Regions from separate parts of the Homo sapiens genome. Here region 1 is linked to region 2. Evidence: chromatin contacts called from ENCODE Hi-C or POLR2A ChIA-PET data. All regions are on one chromosome and are shown on one strand. Each heading gives the region's core, a stretch centred on a gene start or an enhancer-like site at or near the end of the contact. The rest is flanking DNA. Distances are from core to core; before and after follow the strand shown.

The links. A loop is a pair of places that touch in the nucleus more often than their neighbours do. ChIA-PET counts read pairs that join two places held with the same protein, here RNA polymerase II (POLR2A). Pooled maps may share reads with other maps.
Region 1: a loop to region 2 is called in a pooled map, with 4 times the contacts of the local background. The contact joins the promoter of PLPP1 here to the enhancer-like site in region 2. A Hi-C loop is called at or near these places in 1 of 37 single-sample maps with no recorded cell type and 4 of 50 pooled maps. POLR2A ChIA-PET finds 5 or more read pairs at or near these places in 1 of 52 experiments (activated T-cell).

The regions. Positions count from the first base shown.
Region 1 is chr5:55,532,123-55,536,323 of GRCh38, forward strand. It overlaps PLPP1 (phospholipid phosphatase 1), which reads right to left and starts at 2,842. Exons shown (of 6, transcript NM_003711.4): 1 at 2,450-2,842. The coding sequence starts at 2,507. It also overlaps the pseudogene RNF138P1. RefSeq lists a silencer at 2,425-3,064 and an enhancer at 3,295-3,364.
Region 2 is chr5:54,899,075-54,903,147 of GRCh38, forward strand. No RefSeq gene overlaps it. Among named protein-coding and RNA genes, the nearest start is that of ESM1, 84 kb to the right of the region's middle. RefSeq lists a silencer at 598-755. Within about 2 kb of position 2,422, at least 2 of the 41 ENCODE cell types and tissues checked have a DNase peak (open chromatin) inside an H3K27ac peak, as active enhancers do.

The DNA.
Region 1 (4,201 bases), core at 1,592-4,091, 630 kb after region 2:
TATAGGATAATTATGTGATGTTTGTATCATGTTAAAACTACAGGCTACAACAACCCATAATTTATAAAATTGTACTGCATGTCAGTTCCTCCATTATATGTGATTTTTTTTTTAATTGCAGATCTACCATATGGCTTTGTGTTTAATACCATTAGCTTCAGCTACCTCAGAGCAGTATTATGTTTCAGCCATTCTAATCACTGTTTGGCCCATAGAAAAAAATTTATGTTGTTTTACAAATTGATCGAACTCCCACAGTAGGAAAAGACAAAGATGATATGTAATTCTGATAGTGCACAATATGTGGCAATGATAGGATAATATTCAATATATTAGAAATATATTTTTTTCTGATCGAACATTTTCCTCTCCTTTCACTAAAATATAAACAAAGTTTAACAAAGTTCCAATGACATCAAGTATAAGTTAAAATATATTTTTTAATGTAACATTTCTATGAAAGGTAATTTTTTGTTGCAAATAAATTTGAATATATTTAATTATTAATAAGTCCCGACATCTGAAAGGACTGTGTTTTTATAAAGACAGTGTTCAGTTGGGCGCGGTGGTTGACGCCTGTAATCCCAGCACTTTGGGAGGCCAAGGCGGGTGGATCACAAGGTCAAGAGTTCAAGGCCAGCCTGGCCAAGACGGTGAAACCCCGTCTCTACTAAAAATACGAAAGTTAGCCGGGCATGGTGGTATGTGCTTGTAATCCCAGCTACTCAGGAGGCTGAGGCAGAGAACTGCTTGAACCCGGGAAGCGGAGGTTGCAGTGAGCCAAGATCGCGCCACTGCACTCCAGCCTGGGCGACAGAGCAAGACCGTCTCCAAAAAAAAAAAAAAAAAGACAATGTGCCAAAATTGTGTTCCACTTTCCTAAACTTAATTCCTAAAACTCACTGTGGACCTAAACAGGAAGTGTCTTGGGAAACAACAAAGATGCTTCATATTAACAGGTAACAAAATGCAGTTTTAGGGCCCAGCGCTGTGGCTCACACCTGTAATCCCAACACTTTGGGAGGCTGAGACAGGCGGATCACCTGAGGTCAGGAGTTCGAGACCAGCCTGGCCAACATGGAGAAACCCTGTCTCTACTAAAAACAGAAAAATTAGCCAGGCATGGTGGCGGTGCCTGTAATCCCAGCTACTAGAGAGGCCAAGACAGGATAATCACTTGGACCCAGGCGGCAGAGGCTGCAGTGAGCCGAGATCCCGCCACTGCACTCCAGCCTGGGTGACAGAGAGAGACTGTATCCAAAAAAAAAAAAAAAAGATAACAAAATGGAATTTTTCCTTACAACAACAACAAAACCTGGTAACAGAATTTATAAGAATTCCACAAGATTGCAAGGGCCTAAATGACCCGGTTGGAAACTGGAGAGTGGAATAACTAGGAACTACTGGATTAAAACCGAGGGAATCTCCTGTCACTGAGAAACCATTACGCAGACTTCCATCCAGGTGGCTAAAGCCACAGATCTCCCACCCTGAGAACTTGCCAATACTACTACTATTCTGATTACTTCAACATGAGTAGGACTATCCAAACCTCCAGCAGCTCTTGCTTTGTTTTTGTTTATTCCATCATATATAAATAGTTCACAGCATAACTGCCTTATACAATACATAAAAAGTGAAAACTACTCCTTCCAACGCCCATCCCTTATCCAAATGATTCCAGTTCTTTCTCTTCAAAAGAAAGGAGTAACTGGCAACCAGAAGCCTCATAACTGAACTCTTCCAATCAGGAAGACAATGCGAAATCTGCTGCAGCCAAAGAATGTCTACTGCTCCTTGAGACACTGTCACAAGAGATGGAAAGCTACACCATGGCAAGGTCTGGGCAGACAAGGAAACAGGTCTGGGGTACCGCATCCTCCCCCACCCCCAAAACTTCTTTAGACCTATACGCAAAAACTTGGCGTGCTCATCCCTACTTGCAACCTGACAATTTACAACCTGGCACACCTTCTAATTAGGAACTAGTTCTAGCCTTTTATAGCCGAAATATTAAACTGCTTCTCACGATAAATCAGGCACTGGCGCCTGCTACTGAGAATCCCCTGTGCATCAAACCTCCAGTTTCACTACTGAGATGGGCCAGTGACCAGGCTCCTCTACCGTACAGAGGGGAGGAGCCCACCCTGCTCTGCTAGAGTGGAACTGCAAACAGAGGACAGGAGCAAGGTATGGAGCGCAGAGGCGTGAACAGCGTCCAAGCAGGGCTGGGCTCATCGCACCGGCGGGCGACAGACAGCGGCGGGCACGCGGGAGCCGGGGTGCAGGCTGCAAAGCGGGGTCCCTCGGCTGCAGAAGCCGCCCCCGTGTGTCGCCCCACAGCTGCGCACGCGTCAGGCAACACACCCCCGCTGCCCGTCGCGGCTCTGCGCTAAAGCCCTCCCGGGACAGCCGCACACGCCCCTCGGACCCGGCGGCGCGTACGTACCCAGCAACACGCAGAGCACATCGAGGGCCACGTACGGCAGCCGCGTCTTGTCAAACATGGTCTCTGCCCGGGCTGCCCGGCAAGGGCGATGGACTGAGCTGCGGGACGGCGGCCGAGGCCCTTGATTCTCGAGCCCGGGCCGGGGCTGGCGACGGCCCCGAGCTACGGCCCCTCCCAGCCGGAGGAGGAGAGCAGCCGAGGGCGGGCTGAGACCGGGCGGCGCTCCCACCGCCAGCAATGGCGCCCGGGGCCCTCCCCTCACAGCCCCCGCGAACACTCGGTTAGTGCCGAGGCGCTCGTGTGCCAGCCGCGGCAGCTCTGTAGCCTCAGGACCTCCTCAGCCGGCACGGCCTGCCCCGGTTGCTCCCCGTCCGGATCCCGGCGCTCTCTCCCACAGGCGGGGCGTCCAGACTCTCGCTTTAAGGATGGGGACCGGCAGGGAGGAGGAACGCGGGGTCCAGCCCCTCCCGCTGAGCAGCGCAGGACCGGGCAGCGCGCGGGTTCGCGGGCGGGGGGAGTGCAGCAGGGGCGGGGCCAGGGAAACCCCAGGCCGCGGCGGTCAGCCAATCAGCGCCGTCGGCCTCATCCCTCCCGACCTGCGGCATCCGCCCAGAAGTGCGGCTCTCGGCAGCCGGGCGGGGCGTGGGGGCGGCTCCCGTTCCGATCCAGGGGGCTTTGCTCTGGACCGCAATTGCTCAGGTGGTCTCCGAACTCGGCCTCGGTACCCCCACTAGGCATTGCTGCTTTCAGAGAGCTAGGCTCCCTACCCAACGATCCTAGAGCACCGGCTGCCTGCCACTCCCCACCCCTTCCATGGGGATGAGGTAATAAACAGGTCAGATTGTTACCACTGAGTTTAAGGGGGGAAAAGAGGTCAGAGTAGGCAGGAACAGAGACGCTCTCCTTTAGTTTGGTACCTCTGAGCCCTTTCTCACTTAGGCCTCAACGTTGACCTCCCTGTGTCCTGGCTGAGCCCAAATGTTAGCAAGAAGCATGCTAAATCATCCATCCTCGATACCTGATCACCGTTGAATTCTTGATATTTAATATCGGATTAGATTCCTTATATTACACCTTTGTTGTAGAAGCCCTTGACCTGCCTTTAGCCAGAATCCCTCTACCCTTGATGTCTCCTCTTAGTAATTTTCCATCCACCGTCACCTCCCTCACAGACACGGTGCCTGTTCCTTGGCTATAAATCCCCTGCTGTCTTTGCTGTATTCTGAGTTGAGCTCAATTTCTCTCTCCTGTTCCAATAGTCATGACCCTTATTGTAATAATCTTGAATAAATTATTCATGTGTTTGACAAGTGTCAGGATAATTTTCTTTAACAGCAGCAAGCACTCCCCCTGCCCCATACCCAGGAGGACCCTAGCCCACATTTAGTAATCTCAGTTTCCTAATATGTAAAATGGGGATTTTTTAAATAAATACCTAATACTCAGACATCACAAGTACTTTGAATTTATTGTGACCTTGCAATCTGAGGCCCTTGTAACTCTGGAAGTAAAGAAAGCCACATGATAAACAATGGCCCATCTTTCTCAGGTGTAAATTGCTTAAAGCTTTTACAGCTTTAAGCTGCCCAGTGTTCCAGTCTGGAGGAAGAAGTGAAACCCAGAAAAGATTATATGATAGTGGCTTTATCTAGAGTTAAACCGTCTACAGATGTTAATGATTGGTATATTTTCTCTTTAAATATGTAAAACACAAATCACAAAATGTGCCTACTACTTCTTCGACTTATCCTG
Region 2 (4,073 bases), core at 1,172-3,671:
CAACCCAGCCTCGTCATCCCTGCACCCGGCATCTTGTTACAGGCACTAGAGTTACTTATTCAGGGCAAACCTCCACTTGCCTCTAGATCCCATTCCCTTCTGCTTCTTCAAGGCGTCTCTCTCTCTCTTTTTCTTTCTCTCCTGCAATCTTCAATATCCCCCTCTCTATTTTTCCAGCTAAAAAGGATATTCTAATCCTAAAAATCCCTTTCCTGATATTATAGTCCCTTCACCATACCTAACTTCCCCCCAACTCTTCTGATCCAACTCTTTGAAGCACATGATGTCCCCTTCTCTTTGCACCCATTCAATCAGGGCAGTATAATTTCTGTTTCCTGCTGAGCTACTGAAGGTAGGATGAGATGAGAGCAGAAAGCGCCAATCACCACACCTGATGGTACTCTCTGTTCTCATCTCGCCCTACATTCAGTAGCATTCAAACTGACTGCTCTTTCCTTGAAATCCTTTCCTTTCTTGGCTTCCATAAAGCAACAGGCTCTGTGTTAACCTCCCACTTCAGTGACTGCACCTGCTTAGTCTCCTCTGCTAGCTCCATGTCCTCTAAGCCATCTCTGCACTCAGAGCTCAGCCCTACCTGCTCTCTTCTTCTCCATCTACAAATTTTTTCCCGCCCCATGGTTTGAAGTACTACATGGAAAGGACTCCCAAATTCATACTTCTGGTTCTGAGGGGCCCCCTGGGTTTCAGCCTTACTTGTGTATCCAAAGCCCTTGTTATGGACCAAATGTCTGGCCTTCTCCCCCACCTCCCTGCCCAAATTCAAATGCTGAAATCCTAACCCTCAATGTGATGGTATTAGGAGTGGGGGCCTTGAGAGGTAATTCGATCTTGAAAATGGAGCCCACATTAATGGGATTAGTTTCCTTATTGGGAGAGACCAGAGAGCTAGCTTCCTCTCTCTGTTCTCTACCATGTGAGGATACGATGAGAAGACAGCTGTCTACAAACCAAGGAGAATGCCCTCACCAGACACTGGATGTGCAGGCACCTTGATCTTGGACTTCCCAGCTTCTAGAACTATGAGAAATAAAATGTTTGTTATTTAAGCCACCCAGTCCATGGGGCCTTATGTTATGACAGCCTGAACTGAATAAGATAGGCCTGCTTGCCATTTTCCCCCAGTTGTCAAATAGTCATCTCAAAATTAATGTGACAAAAATGGAAGCCTTGACTTCTGCTCTGCAAGCCTGGTCCTCCTCTCATCCCCTTCATCTCTGTAATAGCACCACCATCTATCTCATGGTTCAAGTCCAAACCTTACGAATCAACACTCATTCATCTCTTTTCCTTATACCCAAAGTCCTGTTAGCCCTACATCTAAACATGACTCAAATCAATCTGCTTCTCTCCATCTCTGTTGCTGCTCTAATCCAAGTGACCATCGATGCTGTGTTATCTCCCCAGGGTCTGGACCAGCAGCTGACACAGCATGTACTCAATAAGTAGTTGATGAAGAAATGAAGAAATTAATATGAAATTTTTTTCTATTTGAAGTTGTCAGTTTACCATTTTCATAGGAGAGTAATGGAAAGCCAGCCAAACTATTTTACAGCAGAACTCAGAGACCTCAAGGAAAATTTAGAAGTCAGTAAAGTGTGTATCTTAATACCCCCAAATGCCAGTCCTGCTTTTGTTCCCATGGGGACCCTTCTATTCCTCTGCCATCTTCATAATTTCTCAGAGTAAAAACCTACCCTGAAGAAAGGGGCTGGAATTCCTCACACAGAAATATAAATCAATGATAGCCACTTCAACGAGTGTCCTCACAGAGCATTTGGGAGCAAGACTTTACAATGAAGGAAGAAAGTTAAAGCAAGTCAGTGGATTGACAGCAGCCAGTGGGGATTTCTTCTGTTTCTTCTGACAGGCAGCTCTGGAGACTCAAGGCCATACGAGGTACTTCCTTCAGCCAAGGTTAGATGCAGGATTAGTCCATTAGTCCAATCCATACAGATGTTCATCGTAGGCCACACAGTAACAGGAGCAGTTGCGAAAACTGCGGGAGCTGACATTCTGAATGACACAGGGTTTCTCTCATTCTTCTAGCCCTGTAACCCCATCATCCCTCCTTCCTATTTAGTAATGGGGTGACAGCTTCTATTTTTACAAAATAGAAAGAATAAGTTCTGACTCAAGAACCCATGGAATAAGGAGTGAATTTCCTTCCTGCTTCTCTTCCTTTCCTATCAGTGAGTCAGGACGAAAAGCCAAGTCTCTGAAACCAAAGCCCTTAGCCACCACATTATGCTACCTCCCATACCCTGAGTCAAGGTAAATACAAGGTACTGTAGGTACCTGCACTGTGCCCGGTACCTACAAGGCATCTGTCATGCTCAGCTGCTGGGTAAACGGCGTCTGATGCAGCAGTAGCCCAGAAACAGCTGTGGCGTGTCCACATCCTCTGTCCAGGGAGGTTGCAGCTCATGGCTCATCATTAAACCTTTCTCAGAAGCCAAGAGACCCTCCTGACTGTGACTCACTGTATCAGACAGTTGCTTCACAGAACACAGTCCAGCCTCCCTCCTCCTCAGAAAGCCTGTATTGCAAAATGAGGCTTTTGAACAAAACGTCTTCACCAGCTCCCCGTCCTGCGTTACCATCGAGCAGCTGCTGCTTGCACTGCTGCAAACTAGCCTAAGTCCATTTGGCCATTCAGCAAACATCAGGCTATTTTTCTGGTAAATATCAAAAGCTGATGATCCTCTGGAGGTTCTAAGTGGGTGGAGTTAGACGTTCCCTTCACCACACTCTCACCATCAGGTGCAGAACAACAAAAGGGGCAAATTCCACCTAAAGTCACAATTCAGTCCCACAGCCTGCATGTAGCAGAAGAGGTCCCACTCTCTGCCTTAGCTGCACAATCACCCCTTACATGAAAGGCACATTCCAGGGTGAGTGAATGCTCATCTTTGTAGTCAAATTGGTGACAAAAATCCTCCATGAAGCCCGTGAAAGAAGAAGCCAAGGAATTTTCAACCTGGAAAGCAGTCGTTAAAGTCCTGGGCTGACCAGATTCTTAACCTTCATTCACATATGCCACTGAATGTTCGTGAAAGGACAGTGAGTCCTGTACTAAGCTTCCATGAATTTCAGCACTTAAAATTATTTCTGACATCCCTTCTGCTAACTTACTAATGCTCTCAGGCTTTATTTCAGTAAGTGCCAAGAAATTCGCTTTTGAGGTTTAAGTTTCTGTTTAGGATTCTGCATAGCTAATTAATAACCTCATGATTTCAAAGACTATTAATCACCTCTAAAATGATGGATTTAACTTGTACACAAAAATTATATAGTTTATACAAATTACGTTATTTGTTATTGTTGCTTTATTATATATATTAAAGTGTATAACATGGTGTTTTGATATACTTATCTTGATACACGTATGCATAGTGAAGTGATTCCTACAATCAAATGAGGTAACATGCCCATCATCTTTGTTACCTTTCTTTTTCTTTTTTGTTTGTGATAAGTACCTAAAATCTGCTATCTATCTTAAACACATTATTTTAAAGTAAATTAACCTACAGGCCGTAGAACATTGAATGTCTGCTGTTAAAATAGGAATAAACACTAATGTTTCTCACTTCTGGGTAGCCCTCATCTTCCTTCCAAAATAAAGCAATTGGCATTCTCTCTTTCTCTCCCCCTCTCTCTGGCACGCGTACACATGCACACACACAGATTTTCAACACACTTCTCTGCTTGAATTGGAAGAGACTGGGAAAATTAGACAACAGCTGTGTACTTCCAAGAAGTCTCCTATTTCTCTGGCTCAGCACAACTTGTGATTTAGTTCATTTGCTCACTGTGCAGCATTTCTCAGAAACCACAAAGAACATGAATGCAGGTGGCATGACTGGAAGGCTCAGAAAGTGCTCTGTGGTCTCTGTATGAGTTTGAGGTTTCAGATTCTACAGATGGCACATGTGAAACTGACACTTCACTGCACTGCATCTCTGGCTCTGTAATTGAGGGGCAGCTGCTTCCTGGTAATGCAATAAAACCCAAGGGCCCAAAAGAAAGGCTTAGAATACTCCTCTCCCCTGCCC